3 separate regions of the Mus musculus genome follow, and all the other regions are linked to region 1. The links are chromatin loops, found by intact Hi-C in ENCODE. Cell type or tissue: left cerebral cortex. All regions are shown on one strand.

What was found. Peaks named below come from ENCODE experiments on the same cell type or tissue, not always from the same donor. Only the 100,000 strongest peaks of a DNase experiment are listed, where the experiment ranks them.
Region 2: it touches region 1 in a loop (8-fold over the local background); 22 of 42 quality-filtered maps call a loop at or near these places.
Region 3: a loop joins it to region 1, with 4 times the contacts of the local background. A loop is called at or near these places in 19 of 42 quality-filtered maps.

Annotation. Positions count from the first base shown.
Region 1 is chr10:117,431,138-117,439,137 of GRCm38, forward strand. No RefSeq gene overlaps it. Among named protein-coding and RNA genes, the nearest start is that of Gm32141, 12 kb to the right of the region's middle. In left cerebral cortex, CTCF peaks have their summits at 1,425 (motif pointing right), 4,454 (motif pointing left) and 5,806 (motif pointing left); DNase peaks (open chromatin) are centred at 1,589, 2,244, 3,964, 4,448 and 5 more places; H3K4me3 peaks cover 579 bases; H3K27ac peaks cover 1,635 bases.
Region 2 is chr10:117,355,178-117,363,177 of GRCm38, forward strand. It overlaps Cpsf6 (cleavage and polyadenylation specific factor 6), which reads right to left. Exons shown (of 10, transcript NM_001013391.2): 4 at 7,798-7,943; 5 at 6,837-7,010; 6 at 5,679-6,183; 7 at 5,263-5,378; 8 at 3,816-3,969; 9 at 758-947. The coding sequence ends at 761. Among named protein-coding and RNA genes, the nearest start is that of Cpsf6, 18 kb to the right of the region's middle. In left cerebral cortex, no CTCF peak of the experiment used is centred here; no DNase peak of the experiment used is centred here.
Region 3 is chr10:117,267,979-117,275,978 of GRCm38, forward strand. No RefSeq gene overlaps it. Among named protein-coding and RNA genes, the nearest start is that of Lyz2, 10 kb to the right of the region's middle. In left cerebral cortex, a CTCF peak has its summit at 4,219 (motif pointing right); a DNase peak (open chromatin) is centred at 7,942.

The sequences.
Region 1 (8,000 bases):
TTCCATGGCCTTTTAACTGTTTAGCTGTTAGGGAGTCTCTCAGGTAATGTGGTGGGAGCCAGGAGCCAGGCAGTTCAGGATGCCTTGCTGGTGTTAGAGGAATGGAAGTCACCGTAAGCAGAGGGTCAGATAGGGGCTGCACAGACAGCTCCACTGCACTGGGCAGGTCCAGCCTGAGGCTCTGCAGGAGTGGAAAATAAGGAGTGAATTGAAAAAGGCAGAAGAGCTGAGGAGAGGGCAGCTGAGAGGGGTTGGCAGTAGAAGCGTTTGCTGTACAACCTGATAAGCTGGGTTTGATCCCGGCTCACACAGAGGAAGGTGAGAATGGATTCCCACAAGTCTCCACACAGATAACATGGCACACAGATGCCCCATCTTTCCTCCTCCTCCTTCTACACACACACACACACACACACACACACACCACCACCACCACCACCACCACCACCACCACCACCACCACCACCACCATTTAACCTTTGTTGACTTGGAACTCACTCTGCAGACCAGGGTGGCCTCAAACCCATAGAGACCCACCTACCTCTTCCTCCCATGTGCTGGGGTTAAAGGTATGCACCACTGTGCCTGGCCATTTAAAGTGTTTTTTGTTTGTTTGTTTTTTCGAGACAGGGTTTCTCTGTATAGCCCTGGCTGTCCTGGAACTCACTCTGTAGACCAGGCTGGCCTCGAACTCAGAAATCCACCTGCCTCTGCCTCCCGAGTGCTGGGATTAAAGGCGTGCGCCACCACGCCCGGCTCATTTAAAGTGTTTTAATTCCTTTGCCATCTTGAGAGCCCAGGCTGTCCCTGGGACATGCCTGTTTGCAAACACATTTATATTTTCTGTTCTTTTTCTTCCAGACAGTTCATCCGTTATTAGGCTTTTAAGGAATACTTAGTAAGTTAGACTGTGGGCAAACAAAAATCAATAAAACGCTATTCTTGCCGAGGCATTAAGTCTTGTGGGAGAAAGAAACATTTAACCAGCAAAGACAAAAAGTCAAATTCAGCAGGCTCTGGGAGTCTCGGAGAGCTAGCCTCTGGCTCCGTTAGGGACAGTGGTCACAGATGGATTAAGACAAGATCGGAAGATTAAGATCGGAAGTAAGGTTACGCTGAGAACATGACCAGTAAGACTCAATTCACAGAGGATAGGATTAGCCACTAGGCAAACGTGATTAATTTGTTGCCTTTAAGTATGTAAAAGCGCTTTTTCTCTCCACAGGCATAAATTCAAACTTGCCGTGATCTCCCGTTATTCCCGCATAGATTTCCAGCCTTGCCTCGGGCTAGTGGTTGGTTAGCTCTTTAAAGTTTGAGAATCACGTGGGCTAATATATGAATGATTTCAGCAGTCTCCACTAGAACCAATTCTAGCCATTCCCCTCCGTTAAAGACGTCTTACAGGCTGGCTCCCTGCGAGACTCTGCCTATAGGGGGCGCTCGAGGGAGGCCGAAGAGGTCAGGGCCGCCGCAGTTGCAGAGCGCAGACTTGTCCCACAAACCGCAGCCCCCTTTCTAGTAACAGTGGAGTCCGGTGTGCAGTTTTGGCAGCACTGGGTTCGCCGTGCCCGATGCAGAGAACGAGCATCAGCAGATTTCTAATTTAAGCAATTCCGGCCTCTTCTCTTTCTCCTCTCCGAGCGCTGTGGGTGGCAGCTGCTCCCCACCTTCGCTCATTTGAGTTAACTTTAAGGCAGGGACGTTTGCCAAGAGTTGGAGAGGCGCAGGGCAGGTGAGGGAGCATTGCTCTCATCTGCTGGGTGAGCTGAAATGCTTTGAAATAAACACCCTACTATACACAGGATAGGCTCCTACAAGGGATTCCATCCAGTGTAGCACCAATAGCAGGGCCGGGAAACCCTGGTTTACAGTAACCCCTTCAGTTAGAGATGACATGTACTACAAAGCCATCATTGGTATACTATTAAGACTATGCAGAGACAAAACACCTTTGAAAAGGAAGGAAGGAAGGAAGAAACCACTTGTGGTGGCGCACGCCTTTTATCTCAACACTCGGGAGGCAGAGGCAGGAGGATTTCTGTGAGTTCCAGGCCAGCCTGGTCTACATAGAGTTCCAGGACAGGCAGAGCTGTTGAAAAAAAAAAAATCTTTGTATTAGATCTTTCTGTCAAGTAATGTTGTGGTTCTGATTAAATCCTGCTGATTCAACTTTTTCAGAGTTACTAAAAGCAGTTAGGCTGCACATGGTGGCCCAAGTGAGTAATCTCAGCAAATGGGGACAGGATGAACACCTCCATCTGAGGGGGCGGGGCAGGAGGCGTACTTCCATCTGAGGGGCGGGGCTGTATAGAAGTTCACAGAGTTGTACAGATTCAGACCTGGTTAATTTTGGTGTGTGATGTTTTTTTATTTATTTTCAAGGTTAAAAAATATAAAATTTATAAGATTAAATGAGGAATTAACTAGAGGAAACTTAAAATTTCATGTTTTAAGTCAACGAATGAATTGTAAAGGATTTATGATTAACTCGTCATTACAAAATCTTTTTTGGTCTTTAATCCTAGCACTTGGAAGGCAGAGGCAGATGGATCTCTGTGAGTTCAAGGCCAGCCTGGGCTACATGGTGACTTCCAGGACTACATAGAAAGCCCCTGTCTCAACACAAAACCAAAGCCAAAAATCAACACAACACAACACAACACAACACAACACAAACACCAAGACTGGATACAGTACATAAATAAGGAGTAATGGAATTGTTTATGGCATCATGATTGTTGGCGTAGAACCTAAGGGGGTGGGGGGTTTGGAGGACTGCTGTCCTCACAGCAACCTCATCAACGGGATTTTATACAATCTATATTCATTTATTATTTAAAAATAGCTTATTAAAAAATCCTGCTCTATAATATACTGCCCCATAAACGCTGCTCAACGGAAACCTCAGGCTAGCGGTTGGCAGGTGCATTCTCGTTGCCCTTTTTTGTTTAGCCAATGTTGCAGAAATGTACTACTTGGGGGTGAGGGTGGGGAGAGTCAGCTTTGGTGAAGACAGAACCTTGTTTGCATATGGTGCTGGCAGCACCGCCCAAGGACAGCTTGAGGAGACCTAGGCTCCCCCCTGTGCCAGAGTCCCTCGGTCTTGCTACTGAGTTCGCTCCCTTAGGCATTCGCCTCCTGGAACTCCAGACGAGTTCTTGGTCATCTTTTGCCATGATTTTACCAATCCTCAGAGCAGCAAAGGTATTTCTTAGAAAGTCCCAGGTAACGGGTGACCTGAACCTGGAGCCAATAACTTGAAGAGGTTCCTAATGTGTCCAGCCCTGTTCCAGGCAACCTGCGTGTATTTCTTCATCTAATTCGTCCAATAGTGCCATGAAGTAGGTCCTTGCTAGTGTTAATTCAGCACTGAAGAAACCAAGCAAGGCTGGGGTGAGGGGTTGGGGTTGGGGTTGGGGGAGCTGGCAGAGTGCTTGCTAAATTTGTGCAAAGTCCACAGCTCAATTCCCTATTCTCCAGAAAGCAGGTATGGTCGCACGTGCCGGTAATCCCAGCACGCAGGAGGATCCGAAGATCCAGGCCATCCTCAGCTATATAGAAAGTCCAAGGCCAGCCTGGGGTACTTGAGACCCTGGCTCAACACAGATGAGTAAGTTAATTAATAATAAAAAAGTTTAAAGAAAATAAAAGAAATCAAAATGCAGAATGTTCAAGTAGCTTGTATGTGCTATCAGACAAGAATTTCAACAAGCTGTCTAAATCGAGGGATCCTTTAAACTAATATTTAAGAATAGCCCATACAGTGTGTTCAGACGCCTCTTATCTGTTTAAAGAGCCGGCTCAAACCAGCCTGGAGACAGAATATTTTCAAACGTGAACCATCTGGTTGTTACAAGTCAAACCACAGGAAGCCTGCATTAGAGTTGGCTCTCCGGTTGACTGTGCCCAGCCTCTCTCTCTCTGGTTTCCGCTTCTCTTTGAGTGTTGACTTCATTCTCTCAAATAATGGCGGTGCTTCAGACTTGTTTTCAGTGTGCTTATTAAAGAGTACCCTCAGGATCAGCTGCAAGACTGGGCAGAAGAGGAAGTCAAGCCACGATGCTCTCAACCAGGGTCAGCTCAGTAAGAGCTTCAGAATTCTGCGCTAACAAAGAGACAGAGTAAATAAAAATGACCCGAAGGCCTTCCCGTGGCCCGGAATCTGACCTCAGCAGTGACAGTATATGACTTTGTTGATTGTGCTGACCTCTATCATTGAAATGTCCCGAGGGACTGAAGAGCACGCATACCAATGAGAGAAAAATGTCACTGCGACGAGGGCCGGAATCTTGCGACTCCATCAGGGAGAATTCTCCCTTTCATGGTGGCTCCCAGATCTCGTTTAGCCTGTAAGCTAACAAGAAGAAGAGGCGGTCAACGCACACGTGGTGGCCATCACGACAAACGGGATGACCTAAGAGACAAACGATTAGACGGCAGCGCCACCGTGTGGTAGTCCACGTCCTCACCGCAAGCTGAGGTCGGAAGAGGGTGTCTCTGTGATCAGGAAACGTGCAGTTTTTGTGACATACAAGCAAAGGGGAAGGGCAGGTCCGCGTCCCCACACTGGATTCATATTTTCTGGATTTGTTGATGCCCTCCCCCAGTTCTGATCTTGCTGGCCTCTGTACTGCCTGCCTTACCTATCTGAACTGACCGTGTACCTGTGAGCATCCAGTGTAATATGTTTATTCCACACAGATTAATTTCAAGTCCTCGGGGCAGTTTTCCGTCTGCTCTGTGCATAGTGCACAAGGCTAATACAGTTACAAGAGCCCAGAATGTGGCGCCGGCCCAGCTCTCTGGTGATGCTGCTGCACGCACACACGCGGCACTATGCTGACACCTTCCTTTTCTAGATCTCTTGAATAATCCACGTTGTTCTGCTCTGCATCGGCCTCCTTTAGATACTCCAGGAACTGCTAAACACTCGCTTCTCTCTGAGGACACGTCTAGTTCTTGAGCTCCTTGCTTCAGTTTAAAATTGAACTACCTGGCTCACCCACTCTGCGTTTTCACAAGATGCCTGGTTACCTACCATTTAGTCCAGGTTCTGCCGTTAGGGGTCCCACGCTCTGTTTAGCCTTTGAGCGGCAGGTCTAACACTGGATCAAATCTCCTTGCTGTGGCTGGCCTTTGGCCATCTGTCCCAGAAGGGCAAGCCTTGTTCTCCCAAACTCCCTCTGTCCTCTCTGGATTCTTCCGTATCGCCAGCATCTCAAGTAGAAGAACCCAAACTCTTGCTGAAGCAAACCTCCACCCATTCCAGAACAAAGCCAGGGCGGTCCTCAAGCCAGCCAGGTTTCCCCGGCTATGGGCATCTGTTTTCCATGGCATGGTGGCTGCACCAAGAATGAGGTCCTCTCTCCGTTAAAGGGCACACCCTTCAGAGAGGACCTGGAGCACAGGACTCTCCTGTGTCAACAGCAAGTGTCTGGGATGTGATGCACTCAGTCAGCACTTTGGTCCATTGTTGAGTAGACAGAGCACTTCCGGGGAACATCGTGGAGGGATAGGGGACAATTACACTGAGAGCATTAATGCATTCAAGTTTTACAGTAGGGTTGTTACTTCTATCCACAGGTTTCTAAGCATATCTCTCTGTGTGTGTGTGTGTGTGTGTGTGTGTGTGTGTGTGTGTGTGTGTGTGTGTGTGTGTAAATGTATGCATTCCACGGCAATTGTCTATTGAGTTTGCTCCTGGATTACCTGACTCCTCTCATCACCTCCAGGTCTAATTCTTAGCAACACGAGGACGATATTGCGCCACCTACTGTCCAAATGTGTCCTGCCCTTTCTGCTTCAAATTCTCCTCTCATTAGACCTAAAATAGCGCCCTCGTCCCCACTCCCAGCCCCCTCTGGCTGCCTCTCACGGTTGGGTTTGTAATTTCCACTTGGCCTTTACATTTCCATCCAGCCCCGTGGGCAGCCATCTCTAAGCCTGGTGTCCAGCTGAGCTGGCTTTTATGCGCTCACAGCAGCCCTTCCAGGTGCCCACGGTGGTGGTCCAAGGATCGCAGCAAACCGGACTGCTTATGTAACTAGAGACATAAATTGGTCCCAGGAGTCCTGCAGCGAGTTACTGAAATAACATTCTCTTTATCACAGGCCCGTTTCCACAGGGCCTTTTTACGGGGTGCTTATGCAACAGCCGCCCCGTCAGCAGAAGTCCTGGAAGCGAAGAGCAGGGTGATATTTACAGTGAATAAATCATCGAATTCATTACATAAGAACTTAAAAATACTAGTGTTTCTCCTAAGAACTTGGGAAGTTCAGAAAAATCTATACCCGGTCTTAGCAGAAAAGTGACGTTTCAAAAATTCCAAAGCAGTCGGTTAATAATTTCAACAGAAGCGAAACTCGAGCACCGTGGGAAACGTCTTCCCAGCCTTGACTGGCATTGACTTTCGGCTAGTCTCTTCAATGTTAAGCAATGTCAGCCAGTTAAATAAATGTCCACAAACGAAGTCTTTGTTAAATTGAAATTTGTTTTGCTCCAAAATGACTGTTTACACAAGACAGAGACCTATGCAGTGGAAATATAAAGGCATAAATGAGGAAGGAGGCTACACAGGAGATTTCAACTCTCTTCGAATAGTAGGTATATCAGAGGGCTTCATGTTACTGTAACGAAATGCCTGAGACAATCGACTTACAAAGAGGAAAGGTTTATTTTTGCTTATAGCTCTACAAGTGGTAGGTAGCCTAGAACCAGATGGCCTTAATCTTTGCGGCTCTGAAAAGATGTGGCAAGGCCATCCTCCTACATCTGAAAGACACTGAGATATTGGGGTCCCAGAGTCCCCTTCAAAGACATGTTTCTAGTGACCCAAGGACCGAAGGTTTTATGAAACCTCACCTCCTCACAGTTTCCCCACTTCTCAATAATACTTTCCTGGAGTCTAAACCTTTAACACAGTGGTCTTTGGAAACTACTACCCATTTTCAAGCCATAGTATGTGTGTGTGTATGCACATATATGCATGTTGGTTTACCTTTGCTAAGGCTTGAACCCAGGGCCTTATACATACCAGACTCTGCCACCATGCTACATCAGCAGCCTATAATTTGTTTTATTATTGTTATTATTTGCGTATGTATGCTTATGTTCATGTTTACATGAGGGTACAGTTGTGCATGTGACTGCATATATTCCTGTGTGTCTGTGTCTGTGTGTGTCTGTGTGTGTGTCTGTGTGTATCTGTGTGTGTATGAATGTGTATGTCTGTGTCTGTGTGTGTGTGTGTATCTGTGTGTCTGTGTGTGTATGTATCTGTGTGTCTGTGTCTGTCTGTGTGTGTATCTGTGTGTCTGTGTGTGTATGTATCTGTGTGTCTGTCTGCATGTGTATCTGTGTATCTGTGTGTGTGTCTGTGTGTGTGTGTGTATGTGTGTATGTATGTGTGTATGTATGTGTGTGTCTGTGTCTGTCTGCATGTGTATCTGTGTATCTGTGTGTGTGTATGTGTGTCTGTGTGTGTATCTGTTCATGTGTCTATGTGTGTGTGTCTGTCTGTCTGTGTGTGTATGTATGTGTGTGTCTGTCTGCATGTGTATCTGTGTATCTGTGTGTGTGTATGTGTGTCTGTCTGTGTGTGTATCTGTTCATGTGTCTATGTGTGTGTGTCTGTGTGCATCTGTGTGCGTCTGTGTGTGTGTAGGACAGAGGGCAAACCTACTTGTCATTCCTCAGGAACTATGTTTTGAGAAGGCTCTCTCTCTTGACCAGAACACACCCATTAAGCTAGGTTGGTTGGCCAGCAAGCCATGGGATCTACTTGTGTCTGGTTCCCCAGCTCTGGGATTACAAACCTGCCACCAAGTCTGCCTTTTTAGATAGGTTCAGGCATTGAACTAGGATCCCCGTGCTCGTATAACCAGCATTGTACCTGCTGAGCCATCTCTCCAATCCTATATTTTTAAAATGGTAAGTAGATATACTGGGACTCATTGTGTTTATTTATTAGTTATTTATTGATTTAGTTTGAGACAAAG
Region 2 (8,000 bases), 76 kb before region 1:
ATGTACACAAGAAAAATTTAAAATACAGGAAAAAAAAAGACAATGATTATGGCTTATGAATGAAACATCAAAGAAAATTATTTCCACGTATTTCTAACTTGGAATGTATGGCTTGGCACAGTTTTAAGTTCCTAGATATGAACCCTAAACCCACTTTCTGCCTTCTTTGCAAATTAAAAAGATAGTGTTCCTTTAAAAATACAATCAAATGCTAGCAATTCTCATCTAAAAGTAATTTCTAAAAGGGAAAAAAAAATCCTCTTTCGCAGCTGAAAAACATCTTTTTGATTTATAACCTACTATAGTATTAGATCTTCTTTAAAAGTTTCAGGGACAAATAGAATTAATTCTAGGAAGGAAGAATAAAAAATTATTTTTAAAAATCCAAGCACTTAAATATTAGATAAATATTTAAAATCACATGCAAACAATGTATGTGATTACAAGAATCCCAATTTCCAGATTTTAGAAGTACACAATGAGTCCTCTTGATTATTGTTCTTGCTTTAAGACTATAAACAATCTGAAATCTAAGTCACAAATAACTCATGAATACAATATTCAAAGGGGAAAAGGTCAAAATCTTTTACCTGTGATGGCTTACCTGTTTTCAGATGCTTCCAGAAGATTAAATCAGAACAAGTACTTGGACCACTTAAAATGTAGGTATATTTACTGTATAAACAACAGCCTTGGAGTTATAATTGCTGTTAATAACACACACATACTAAATAAAATAATAAAAAGGAATGCCCACCTTCTAACGATGACGGTATTCTCGCTCTCGGTCACGCTCTCGGTCACGGTCGCGGTCCCGATCCCGGTGTCTCTCTCGTTCTCTGCTTCTCTCTCTGTAATAGTCATCGTGGCGATCTCTACTCCGAGATTTATGGCGACGACTCTTTTCCCGTGATCTACTATGGTCCCGTTCTCTTGATCGTTCACGTCTTCTAAAAGAAATTACTGGATTAATGCTGTCCGTTAACTGTACAGCTTCAAAAGATATTTAATACAGTTTTCTTTCCTTTACCGCTAGTTTTACTTTCTATGGTTTCAGCTACAAGCCACCAGTAGAAAAACTATTAATGTAAAATTTCAGAAATAATCTTATGCCATTCTGATTAGGGTATGAGTAGCGGCAGCGCCTAATGAATGAATGGTGAGGGAACGGATTGTTGCCATGGCCCTGTGGGAACTCCAAGGCCCTACCTAACTGAACCCCATTGAACACTGGCAAAGAGGATTCCCATACAGAGGAGGCTAGCTACACAGAGGAATCTGAGTATGAGTGTTTATGAAGAAAAGATCGGTGTGCAGAAAGAACGAAAGAAGCGACTTCCTCTGGGAGGTTTTTCCAACAGCAACTGGTACTCTAGAGAGACCTCCTATCTAGACTAGCTGACTGCACCCATCCACGAAGTTCCAAGTTGCAGGAGTAGCAGACCCCTGATTCTGTCTGTATCTAAGTGTGTCTGCCCTTTCTTCATTCCCTTGCAGCCCCTAGTCATGTATCCAGGACCCAGACCACCTAGACTGAGCCAACCATCATGATGAAATACTTTAGTCACCTTGCTCCTTCCTGCCCGCATTGGGAGCCATCCCTCGGCCCACTGCACCCACACTAAATGTTATTTGCCCATTAAGTATTCAGTAGTCTTAAGTATCATGGCAGTTCAGTGCTTATGCTTAAATAATTCTTGGATTATTTAATAATTGCACCAAAGTAGGAGAGTAGTGATGCTGACAATGTGGACATTGTTGTTTCTTTAAATGGAAAAAAAAAAAAAAAGTCATGTTGAAATTGCTAAGGTTTACAATAAGAACCCACGAAACAATGAAGAAAAAAATAAATTTATGCAAATTTTATCATCACATCTTAAAAGCCCAAAAATCATAGTCAAACCTCATAATAATTCCATTCGTTTAAATAAGAATTTATTTAAAAAAAAAAAAAAAGCCGGCAGTGGTGGCGCACGCCTTTAATCCTAGGCACTTGGGAAGCAGAGGCAGGTGGATTTTTGAATTTAAGGCTAGCCTGGTCTACAAAGTGAGTTCCAGGGTTATGCAGAGAAACCCTGTCTCGAGAAAAAAAAAAAAATTATTATCATGTTAATTGCTAAACCAGGCAACTGAACTTAAACATTAAGTGCTAAGCGTCTTGCTCGAGCTAGATGTTCCCACAATGAAGACAATGCATGACATAATCTCTAGTTACAACAAATTTGTTCAGAGATACTTACACTAAACCAAACCGGAACTAACAAAGTAAAACCTGTGTCCCGGGTGAACTCCTTACTCTTACTTAGGATACTACCTCCAGGAAAAGCATACTAAGGGCAGACAGAAGACCATCATTTGGGAAACTGGAGAGATGGCTCAAGGGTTATAAATATTGGCTGCTCTTCCAAAGAACTCATGTTCAATTCTCAGCATCCAAATAGTGGCTCATACCTACCTCTAACTTTAGTTCTGGGGAACCCAAGGCACTTTTCTAGCCTTTGTGGGCACCTAGCATGGGTGATTTATAGCCAGAAATGCAGGCAAAACACCTCCACATATGAAATCAAAATAGTCAAAATGTAGCTGTGTAAGAATGGATAACCAGGCTGATCTCTCTGTAAGTTCAAGGCTAGCCTCATCTACATAGTGAGACCCTGTCTCAAAAGAAGTAATATCATGTAAAGATTAACCATTTACCTCACAAAATATATAAAATTTCACAATTGGTAAAAATGCTTTTAAAAGTAACGCTTAAAAAACAGTATCTAGGGGCTAGAGTGATGGCTCAGTGGTTAAGAGCACTGACTGCTCTTCCAGAGGTCCTGACTTCAATTCGTAGCAACCACATGGTGGCTCACAACCATCTGCAATGGAATCCCATGCCCTCTTTGGGTGTCTGAAGAGAGCAACTTTGTGCTCATATATATAAAATAAACGCATCTTAAAAACACACAAACAAAAACATAGTATCTATTACAGGGTCTGAAAAGATAGCTCAGTGGTTCAGAGGACCAGGGTCCTGGTGCCCACATGATGGCTTACAATCCAGTGTTTGAGGGGACTCAATGAATGCTCTCTTCTGACTTCCTTAGGTACCAGAGAAATACATCCATGTTTGCTCGCAAACCACTGATACATACATTAAACAAATCTAAAGTAAAACTGCACCTATTACAAAATTACCACTCATTCATAACTCCCTCTTTCAAAATCACCCTGTCTCTTATATAAAGCAGTGTTTAACTACTAAAGCCCCTACCTTGTTCAACATGTGTTCACTAAGAAATGGGCATCAATAATGAATAGACAGTTATAGCAAATACTACAAAAGAAATAGACTCTGCAGACTATATTATATTAAAACATGAAGAAATACAGAGGCAAGTAAATGTTGGGGGAGAAGAAAACAACAAGAAAAGTGGTTCCAAGAAGGAATATCAAGCATAAAACTCAGTAAAGTGGCCAAATGCTTGATGTGTCCAGGAGAAGGGCTCATTTGGCTAGGGAACAGTAAGTAAGTATGGGAGTTATGAGAATCAAAGGAGAGATGACATCACGCAGTGTGCTTGAATGTACACAGATGTTTAAGAGTAAAGAGAAGACAGAGTTCCTTGCGTCTCGGGATTTCAATATATCATTCAGAGTTTTTTTTTTTTTTTTTTTTTTTAAATACTGCTAGGTACACAGTAAATAAAATCACAGTTCTATTTTTTTAGAAGTTGCGCGCGCGCGCGCGCGCGTGTGTGTGTGTGTGTGTGTGTGTGTTTGTGTGTTAACTAACAGTTTTAAAAATTCATGAGACAGGAACATTTTACCTGGATCCAGACCCATAGGACTTGGACTCGATTCCATGAAGGCAATCCTGCAGAGAGCTAATAAGAACTTTGCAACGATCATCTGCAGAGACTTTGGATTGTTTAATTAAAGAAATTGCTGTTACCAATGTTTCAATAGCACTCCCATAATCACCTGCAGGAGAAAAAAAAAACAAGGTTAATCATTAAACAAACTTTTGTTTCCAAATTATCTTTTGAGATAGTTCTAGCTGTCCTAGAACTCTCTCTACAGACCAGTCTGGTCTCATACTCAGAAATTTGAATCCTGTACTGGGATTAATAGCATGTGTCACCTCGACCTGACCTGAAAATTGTCTTTTAAGATAACCAGAGACAATGACTTTTGTTCAGTGTTTTGGAATTTGGAAAAGACTCTCATTTTAACAAAGCAATGCAATTAATTGCTTTGTCATGTAGAGAGACAGTTACTATTTTGCAAAGAATAAGCTATACCATAGCTAATATTTATATCTTTTTCATGTGTCCAAGTGTTTTGCCTACATATATGTCTTTGTATCCAAAGAAAAAGTAGTGTCCACTGAGGCCAGATAGGATGTCAGATCCCCTGGAACTGAAGTTATCAAATTTGTGACCCCTACCTACATGGGTGCTGGGAATCAGCCCTTGATCCTATGGAGGAGCAGCCAGTGTAACTCTTAAGCTACCTCTCTAATTCCCAGTTGGAATTAATTTTAACTTTATGTACGTGGCTATTTTACCTGCATGTGTGTGTGTGCACCATGTGTGTGCCTGGTACCCACTGAGCAAAGAGGAGTATACTGGATTTAGTGCACTTCACCACAGAGCCACCTCTTCACCCCCAATAAGCACTGAAATCTAAATCTAGTAATGTAAAATTGGTGGTCTTCCCACTACACTGACATGTATCTTCCTTTATTACTTTAAAACTAAGTGACAGGCCGGGCAGTGGTGGCGCACGCCTGTAATCCCAGCACTTGGGAGGCAGAGGCAGGCGGATTTCTGAGTTTGAGGCCAGCCTGGTCTACAAAGTGAGTTCCAGGACAGACAGGACTACACAGAGAAACCCTGTGTGTGTGGGGGGACGGGGGGGGGGGGGGGACGGGACGGGACACGGACCTAAGTGACAGATAATGATTTGAGACTAACTATGCGGATTATACGGAGTTAAGAAAATTGTCTTATAAGCTGCATTTAAGCTTTGCATTTTGTTTTAGTCCTAAATTGTATGTGTATGGGTTTGACTGCGTGTATGTTTGTCTTTGCATGATAAGTATGGCTGATGCTGCAGAAGCCAGAGAGGGCCTTGGATCCCCAGGAACCGTAATGAACAGATGGTTACTAGTCAAACCAGGGTCCTCTGGAAGAGCAGCCAGTTCTAAACAGCTAAGTCATTTCTCCAGCCCCTGGATTTAGTGTGATTCAAGACTGAAACAAATATACAAACCAGCACTAGCGTCAGACACAGCTCTTGAAATAGCACTGCTTGAGATTGCCCGATTTCTATTCATGATTTCTTCAAACTCAGCTTCACTCAGAGGTGTTCTTGCAGTATCCATTTCCCTACAAAAAGACAAAGAAATGATAAGTTGTTACTTAAAAGTTCTCAAGTTAGTAACAATGTAAACAACTCCACATAAGCAGCTTTTGGCATTTGCTTTAGAGACAGTTTTCCAGATTAGAGAATGCTATTTTCCCTTTCAGATCAAATTCCCTTCTTCACTGTCTTCTGGCTGAAATCTTTTGCAGTTTAGAAATCTGATCTTTCTACAGGACAGAAACTACATTTCTAAAATATAGAAGACTTCACAGTACTTTATCTTTTACTGACTAAAGAGTTTCAGTACGACATGTTTAACTTACCTCCCAGGGGGACCGTAGTCACCCCTATCATATGGGGGAGGTCGGCCATATGGGTCTGTTGGTGGTGGACCTCGACTATCTGATGTTGGCATGCCACTATTAGTTGGTGGAGGAAAAAAAGCAGGATTCACATGTGGAGCTGGTGGCGGGGCACCTGGAGGTGGTCCCGGAAGATGTGGAGGAGGAGCAAGTGTGAGGGGAGGCCCTAGTGGACCTGGTGGGCGAGGTGGAAAGGGGCCTGGAGGTGGAGGTGGTCCCTGCTGTGGAGGCGGTGGACCTGGAGGGGGGCCGTAGCCTGGAACTGGAGGTGGAGGCCCAGGAGGAAGTGGACCCAGCGGAGGCTGCCCAAAAGGTTGTCCAGGAAAAAGAACTGGTGGTGGAGGGCGGTCTCCTCGGTTAGGAGGTCCTGCTAGAGGAGGTGGCAGAACCTGACCAGGAGGTGGAGGACCTGGTGGACCAGGTGGGCCAGGTGGGCCTAAAGGTGGACGTGGTGGAGTTTGTCCAGCTATAAAATAGAGAAAAGGAAAAAAAAATCACTTCAATAAAGATATTTAACTATTACATGTAAAGAATATATTTCTAAAACAGAACTTATAAACCATGACTCGCTCTTTGAATGAAACCCATAGGATAATGCTCTAATAACTACAAAGATAAAGAATATCCTTACAAATTTAACTAGTGTAAATTATGATTAAGGAAAATCACTAAAACAAAAATCCTGTTAAGACTTTAACACTTAGAGTTTCCATCTTTCACCATACACATTTCTCACCCACCTTACAGTCTACTCTGATGCCAAGCTAGAAAGTGAAACAGGGAAAATGGTCTTGAAAGGATTTTTTAAGAGGTAAGAAAATAAGACGGATGTAAATATTCTATATATAAAGTCAAGCAAGTTTGGAGAAAAATAAAGACCTTTTAGGCCAAAAATGGGTATTTCCTCTATGCTGTGCCCCATATGCCATGGAATCCTAGTTTCCAGGAACAAAGGCCGAGTTCCTTTAACAAGATGCTTGATCAAATTTCCTGGGTTCCAAAAATAGCATAACAAGGAGAGTGAGTCACATTAATAATGCATTACTTGAAAAAGAGAGAAAGGAAAAAAGGTATTAGGCAGACATGTTTTTCTCCATGATAAACTTAAAAAAGTTTTACCTGGAAAAGGTGGAGGTGGCCCTCCTGGTCCTGCTGGCCCAGGAAATCTGTCCCCACCAGGAACAGCCCCTGGAAACCGGCCCCGTCCTCTACCACCTTGAGGAAACGCTGCGCGTGAACCGCCTCCTGGAGGACCGGCTTTCCCTTCCCCAGACATCTGTCCTGACTGTGTAGCTGCAAACATCCAAACACTCATAAGTAGCACTTATTAAACGTTTCCTGAATTGTAACCACTGTTGTTAGAAGATATTTCTAAGTTCTTCATACTATTCATCAATTTATGGATGCCTCAGACCTATGTAAAGTACTTGGCAAGGAAAACATTCACATTTATTTAAATACTCGCTTAGTCTTAAAATAGTCAAGTTTAAATGTATTTCTACTGAGAAATAAACAAGTCGCTTTTAAAATACCAGTACTCTACAAAGGCCAAAACAGAAAACCTTCAACAGAAATCTTCATTTCAATAAGAGATTATTTTATGCCGTGTAATAAATTTTTCAGTTAAATCTTAAATGCCAAAAAAATTAAAACAAAAACCACTCGAATTTCTATTAATAACAAGGCCTTTCCTTCTACATTTATTCTACCAAGTAGTAAAGGTCTTGGGAGCAAGCAGAAAAGTCAGTGACTACTTCATTAGCTTCTCCCCATCAGAAGGTATAGTACATAGAGAGGCTCCACCTCTAAGGGTTAGAATGCAGCTTCCGTTCTCCAAGATGAGAGTGGCAGGACAAGAATGCCAGCACCAGAGAGCTGTCAAACTGCTGCATACTGATTGGTCTGTCTAGAAAAAACTGGAATGGGAGTGGGTTTCCAGTATTAGCCCATAGTCATAACCAATGATTAAATCAAGTTCATGAAAAATTAAATAGTAACATGACTTCCTAAGTATCATATTTAATAAATGCCAGCAACACTGCTTAAATACGTTTTAAAGGCTGCTGAGAGATTCGCTTACTTTTCCTGGATTGCATTTCAAATTGACTCAGGAACTGCTTATTGCATGGAGTTACAACAGGACTCTGACCATGAAGTTCTCTTTTAGGCAAAAGATCCATTAACTTTTTGGAAGATGCTTCAGATCCAACACCAACAAGGGCAAATCTAAAGATGTTAAGGGGGAAGAATAAAAAGCAAGGAGGAACTGAGAATGTTGCTGCT
Region 3 (8,000 bases), 160 kb before region 1:
GAAAAGGGCTCTTTTTCCTCTAACGCCCATTAACTCAGTAGGTCATCAGGGAGGGCTGGGGCCTTGAAATGGCTCTTCTTGGTTCTCAGCCTGACTACATCAGGAATGAACTAAACCCAAGCGGCTGGGTACGCCTGCGAGGGGGTCTTCTTAATTAACTCATTTGAGGTTTGGAAGACCCAGCTTTGACGCCCATCTTCTGAGGTGGCAAGACTTGCCTTTAATCTGGGCCACACCTTCTGGTGATGACCTATATAAAGGGCACGGAAGAAGGACGCTTTTGCTCTTTGCCTGCTTGCCCTCGCTCTCACTGGCAAGTCTGCTCCTTCACTGACATCAGAGCCTCCTACAGGACTCCTATGTACACTGAAGACCAGCTCAGATGTCCAGCTTCATGGACTGAACAATTGTGGGATTTTTGTACTTTCTATTGGTAGACAGTTACTGTTAGACTGGCTGGACCACAGCCTGTAAGCCTCTCTCTAGATAGGTTCATCCTATCACTTCTGTTCCTGAGAACCCTGACTAATAGAGGCCTCATGGCCTCTCTCCTGTAACTTGATTTTGACATTATAGGGCCTCAGAAGAGACCAAACCCACACTTTTATTTTTTTAAAGATTTATTTATTTTATGTATGTGAATATACTATAGCTGTCTTCAAACACACCAGAAGAGGGCATCAGATCCCGTTACAGATGGTTGTGAGCTACCATGTGGTTGCCAGGAATTGAACTCGGGACCTCTGGAACAGCAGTCAGTGCTCTTAACCACTGAATTACACCCCCCACACACACACACCCTTGAACCCACCATATTAAATACTGTTGGAACTTCTAAAGACCATGAGGACTTCTGAAGTTAGACTGAACTCATTTTACATTCTCAGACAGCCATAAGCCTGTGAGTGTAGAGATGGAGAGTTGCAGCTTAAAAGTGGCATTTGAATGCTAGGCTCATAAGATGTGGAGTCATGATTGTCAATACAGGTTCCCAACACAACAGGGTCTAGAATCATATATGCAACAAGCCTCTGAGCTTATCTACAAAAAGTTTATAGATTGGGGTCATTCAGGTGAGAGGAGGATGTTCCAGAGGCTGAGATCTCAGACTGAAGGACTGAATGGAGGAAAAGGAAGTGGAGCCACTAGCAGCATGCATTCCTGTCTCCTGTCTGCAAGCAAAGGGGACCAGCTGCCTTGGGGTCCCACTCTCAGCACTCCCGACCACGATGGACTGTCCTCGCAGTGTGGTGAGCCAAAATGGATCCCTTCTTCCTTAAACTGCTTTTGCATTTTTGAGGTAACAAGAAAACTAATCCCCACATTATGAAATCTTCTAGTCATATAGAAATGAAGATGTTGCCACAGCAATGGCGATTTCCGGGTGTTGTCCTAGCACCTTGCTGTGGTCTCTGTTTCTCTATTTGTCTCACTCTGTAGCTAGATAGGCCTTTTGAGGCATTTTAAAGTACGTTTGAGACATCATACTTTATTTTTAAATTATTTCCAGCTCCAAAGCTACAGTTATTTTGTAGAAATAATTCTTTAAGAAGAGTGGAGGACAGGGAGACATGACGGCCCTGTGAAGGAGCTGGGTGAGCCTGGGTTCAGGGCAGCCAAGATAGAATACAGATTTAGTAAGTAATAACTTGGGATTAACTACATGGAGGTTAGCCAGTGGCTCAGCTATTGTGCTAATTAAGGCATATTAAAATATAAAGGGTGTGTGTGTGTGTCTTCCATTCAGAAACATAAAGGTATATTCTTTTGTTTTAAGATAACATGTTCTATAAATATCTGTTAAATCCCTTTGGTCTATAACTTCTGTTAGTTTCACTGTGTCTCTGTTTAGTTTGTGTTTCCACGATCTGCCCCATTGCTGAGAGTAGGGTGTTGAAATCTCCCACTATTATTGTGAGAGGTGCAATGTGTGCTTTGAGCTTTAGTAAAGATTCTTTTATGAATGTGAGTGCCCTTGCATTTGGAGTATAGATGTTCAGAATTGAGAGGTCTTCCTGGTAGATTTTTCCTTTGATGAGAATGAAGTGTCCTTCCTTATCCTTTTTGATAACTTTTGGTTGAAAGTTGATTTTATTCAATATTAGAATGGCTACTCCAACTTGTTTCCTGGGACCATTTGTTTAGAAAATTGTTTTCTAGCCCTTTACTCTGAGGTACTGTCTGTCACTGAGGTGCATTTCCTGTATGCAGCAAAATGCTGGGTCCTGTTTATATATCCTGACTGGTTTTCTGTCTTTTTATTGGGGAATTGAGTCCATTGAGATTAAGAGATATTAAGGAATAGTGGTTGTTGCTTCCTGTTCCTTTTGATGCTATTTTTATGATTGTGTGTCTATCTTCTTTTGGGATTGTTGAAAGATTACTTACTTGCTTTTTCTAGGGTGAAGTCTCCCTCCTTGTGCTGGCATTTTCCATCTATTATCCTTTGTAATGCTGGATTTGTGGAAAGATATTGTGTAAATTTGTTTTTGTCATGGAATATCTTGGTTTCTCCATCTATGGTAATTGAGAGTTTTGCTGGGTATAGCAGCCTGGGCTGGCATTTGTGTTCTCTTAGGGATCTGCCCAGGATCTTCTAGCTTTCATAGTCTGGTAAGAAGTCTCGTGTAATTATGATAGGTCTGCCTTTATATGTTACTTGACCTTTTTCCCTTACTGCTTTTAATATTCTTTGTTTTGTGCATTTGGTGTTTTGACTATTATGTAACAGGAGGTCCAGTCTATTTGGAGTTCTGTAGGCTTCTTGTATGTTCATGAGCATCTCTTTCTTTAGGGAAGTTTTCTTCTATAATTTTGTTGAAGCTATTTCCTGGAAATTTATTATTAAATTTCCCTTTAAGTTGGGAAGCGTCGCTCTCTTCTATACCTATTATCCTTAGGTTTTTGTCTTCTCATTGTGTCCTGGATTTCTTGGATGTTTTGGGTTAGGAACTTTTTGTTTTTTGCATTTTCTCTGACTGTTGTGTCAATGTTTTCTATGGTATCTTCTGCACCTGAGATTCTCTCTTCTATCTCTTGTATTCTGTTGGTGATTCTTGTATCTATGACACCTGATCTCTTTCCCAGGTTTTCTATCTTCAGAGTTGTTTCCCTTTGTTATTTCTTTATTATTTCTATTTCCAGTTTTAGATCTTGGATGGTTTTGTTCAATTCCTTCACCTGTTTGGTTTTATTTTCCTGTAATACTTTAAGGGATTTTTGTGTTTCCTCCTTCTACCTGTTTACCTGAGTTCTCCTGTATTTCTTTAAGGGATTTATGTCCGTTTTAAAGCCCCCTATCATCATCATGAGATGTGATTTTAAATCAGAGTCTTATTTTTTCTGGTGTGGTGGAGTATCCAGGGCTCACTGTGGTGGGAGAACTGGTTTCTGATGATGCCAAGTAGCCTTGGATTTTGTTGCTTACATTCTTACCCTTACCTCTCACCATGTGGATATCTTTGATGTTAGCTGGTCTTTCTGTCTCTGACTGTGGCTTGTCCCTCCTGCAAGCCTGTGTCAGTACTCCTGGGAGACCAATTCTCTTCAGGAGGGATTTGGGTATGAAGATCTGTGGCATAGCTCCCCGGTGCAGACGGAAACCGAAGGATCCTGTCCCCGGCTGTTCCTTGGTTCTTGTTGGCACTGGTCCCTCTTGGGCCAGGAATTTGAGCAGAAGTTATGGTCTTACCTGCTCACAGGTATGTTGGCACTCCTGGGAGACCAGCTCTCTCCTGGCGGTATTTGGTTATAGAGTACTGTGGCACAGGATCTGCTCAGGGCTCAGATGGAAACTGGAAGCCAAATTGTACTTTAAGGAAGAACATGGAAATAGGATATTTTCATTGCTCCATGAGAACACCAGGGCCTTTGGGGGATCCAGGAGATGCTGGACGCTGTCAGCACAGCTATTCTGTAATCCCCTCTGCTGTCCCGTTCCAAAAAAAGTGATTTTTTAAAAAATCCAAACTCATAATAAAATTCAAATAATTTGGATTCATTGGTAAATAAACCAAAGTCAAATTTGATATTGCTCTCTTCAGTTCTCAGTGCTGTGAACTGCACCCAAGCCCTTATCATATGTGCCATCTTATGTGCCATCTAAGCTTTCTGCCACTAGCCTGTGTTAATTCCTACCACTGTTAAATTTTAAATGTAGCAAGAAGTAAAATTGATTTTCAAAAATGCTTTTTAAAAAAGTATTTATTATATACACAGCAGGCCAGAAGAGGGCACCAGATCTCATTATAGATGGCTTGGAGCCATCATGTAGTTGCTGGGAATTAAACTTAGGACATCTGGAAGAGCAGCCATTGCTCTTAACCTCTCAGCCATCTCTCCAGCCCCCAAAATATACTTTTAAATAGTTAATGTACTTTCAAAGGTATTTTTTATATATTGTGCTTGAAAATTTTTGGTAAATATAGGCAAAAATAAATAGCACTCATAATCTTAGTAACTAGACATTTACGATCACTGGTAAGTTTTGGCAACATTCTTCAAAAAAGAATACAAATCTTGTGTGTGTGTATGTGTGTGTGTGTGTAGTAGTAGTAGTAGTAGTAGTAGTTTGAATAGGAATGATCACCAAAGCTTATGTCTATGTATATACATATACATGTGTGTGTATGTATATATATATATATATATATATATATATATATATATATATACATGAACTATTTGAAAATTGCCAAGAACAGTTTTTATTTTTTAAGATTTTTATTATATATATGAGCACAGTACAATAAACTTGTCTTCAGACACACCAGAAGAGGGCATCAGATCCCATCACACATGGCTGTGAGCCACCAAGTGGTTGTTGGGAATTGAACTCTGGATCTCTCAGAAGAGCAGTCAGTGCTCTTAACCACTGAGCCGTCTCTCCAGTCCCCAAGGACGGTTTTCCTCTTACACATTTGGGTACAGGCCTCTTCAGGAAACCCTTTTAATACCATAACTTAATTTCCAGCATTAAGTGCAAAAGAAAGATCTCACCATATTCAGTAATGATTCTAGTGGTTCCAACTATTTTAATAAATGAGAAAGTGTGCTTTGGAGCCTAGAGAAATAGCTCAGAATTTGAAAGCACTGCTGCTCCTCCAGAGGACACGAGTTTGATTCCCATCACCACATCAGTCAGCTGGAAGCTGCCTGTGTCTCTAGCTCCATGGTCGTCCAGTGCTTCTGAACTCTGTGGGCACTAGTTCTCATGCACACAGGCACACATACGCACGGTTCAAATGATCACTAAAAGTTCTAAACAGAGTGCTTTTTATACTGTCAAATGGGACAGAATGAACACACGTTTCTCACCAACAGTCACAAATACCATGCATTCTTGGGAAACACTTTCTTGGTAATTTCCCCTTGTCTTAATAGAATGAAGCTAGCTAAATCTGAACAAGATGCAGACTCTATGGAAGTCCTTTCTATTCCTCACTCCTGAATGGTAGGAGTGACGTCACACAAGCCATACCATGTGCACAGCGCCATGAGGGACCCACAGATATGTCTTAAGTTTTATGAAGAAAAACTAACTACCCTGCTGTAGATATAATCCCTCCATTCTTGAACAAGCTATTTCTTGCAATCGACAGAGAGTTTTACTCTCTGCTTTGCTGCAGAGGTGAGTGAGGTTCCTGGCCTGCTCTCCCAAGTGCTACAGCTGGCAAGGGGTGGGGCTGGCTCTCCCAAGCTGCCTAGGCAAGGGGCAGGGCCATCTCATAGAAAAGGGATGGGACTGGCCCACCTACACCCATGACATCAGGGCCAGCAATACTGTGCTGCCCAGGTGAAGTGTGGAAGCACTCTCCTGAGTGTGTTAGCCAAGGCGCAGGACCAGCTCTACTGTGCTGCTTGGGCGAAGTATAGGGCCTGCTCTGCCAAGTGCTGCAGCCCTTGTGGGGCACCTCCAGCTCTGGGCATCCCTTGGACATAAACATGGTACCAGGTGGCAGCCCACAACAGGGATGTCCATATGGCTTTTGGTGATAATATCAACATAGACCCCCACTGCTGTATGGCCACAAACCCAGACACTGCCCTCAGTGGCATTATGGGCCAGGACCAAACCATGGCTACAAGTGGCAGGGCAGGCTACTCACATTGTTTCTGATCATGAGCACATCTCCAGCTCTGCCTCTCCTCATTTGGCACACAGTTTACTGCTTCTCTTTCTATCCCATTTCTCCACATTTACTTGTTCCTCTCAGCAGGCTGGGGTGGTCTGGTGTGGTCTAACTGGGTGTGACAAAGGACTGCGGTTTCCCTTTCCTAGTTTTTCTAGAGATATTGAGGGCTCTTTGGGCTCTGCTGGCTTTTCCACTGCTGCCTGTTCCTCATCACAGTATTGGGATTACAAGTGTCAACCACTCGCCCATCACTATCCACCAGCTCCTTTTGGACTCAAGTGTCCCTATTTCTGTCCGATACAATGATCCTTCAGAAAAGAGGCAGCCTCAAGGACTCCTGTCTGAAGCTGGAGAAAATGTTCAGTGATGCTAATATTTGGGCCCACAGAGAAACACCAGCTTTGCTCCACTTCTTCTGGGATGGCTTGCCCTGATCTTGGGCTTTCCATTCAGGTCCTTTGTGCTTAAGACTCCACGGTCAACCAAAGATGGCAAGTACTAGATAGACGCTACTGAAGGAAAAACCAAACAGAAAGGACTAAGAGGAAACAGCAACAGAAAATGAAAAACAGTCACAATGACAGCCTTGGAGAGATCAGAGAAGGAAGAGCAACATAATGAGCAGGGGACAAAATAAGTCTTGGTGTTTATAAAAACGCATTTCACACTGAGAGACTGCACACTCACTCCTGAGCAGGAAGCCCAGAGCAGTGGCAAGAAGTCTCTGCTGTGCGGTCTGCAGCTGCTGAGGAGGCTGGGTAGGCACCACCTACCTATCAGCCAACACGCTAGGGCAGAGCCCGGTGCCTCTGAAGGAAAACCTCCGCTGGGCAGCAATCACCACGGGAATGTTTCAGACATGACCGAGACAGAATGAAGCTAGTTGGAGGTCCCTCCTGATTGCATCAAAGTTTTAAAAAGTACATTAATATATACATGTGTGTGACAGGATTTTTCCTGTCCAATCACAGTAAAATATTAGTGCAGCAGGAGGCCTGTGATTGGACAGGGAAAGGTAGCTAAGAGTCTCAGAGACAGAAAGCATTTCAGGAATTAAAAAAGGAGCAAGGTGGAGGCAGATGAACCAGCATGGCCTTAAATAGCCACAGGTAGTTGTGATATCATAAAAGTTAGAGTAAATAGGATAATTTATCTAATCTAGGTGGACAGCTTTTATCATTATCAATTGGTTTTGAAATCATTGTATTAGCATCTTGTGAATTGAGAATTTACTGATATATAAATCTGACTTATTCATTATAAGCTTCTAGAGTTTTGTTTCTACCGGCTTGCTTGGTGGTGTGGTTGCTGACCGTGGGGTGACTGGTCATTACGTGGGGGCTGGTGTGGCAGAAGCAAAAGGAACTCAGGAGCTCCGGCCCTGCCCAAGAGTTGGCAGGCCAATAGTAGCTTGGCGGGACTGGGCTGCACCAGAGAGTTGCCGACAGTGGTGCAGGAAGCCTGCCGGTCATTTTTAATATTTCCCATAACACAGGTGTATAACCATATGGTCTTTCTATGCCCGTCCCAGCTCTGAATAACGACAGAGACTTGTATTTATTAATTATAGCTTTAGCCATCAGTGAACTCTGGTTCCCAACTAGCTCTTCCAATTTAATTTAATCTGTATACATTACTATTTTCGGCTGTGAGGCTCATAATTTACCTCTCCTTCAATGCTAGCGAGCTTCTTTCTCTGCATCCCTTCATCCGCACTTGACTATCTCCCAGAGTTCCACTCTCCTCCCGGAAGTCCCACCTTCTACTTCCTGCCTACCTATAGGCTGTTCAGCTCTTTATCAGACCAATCAGAAGGCGGTGGACAAGATATTTTCAAAACGCTAAGACAGGTGGTGCTTAACAATA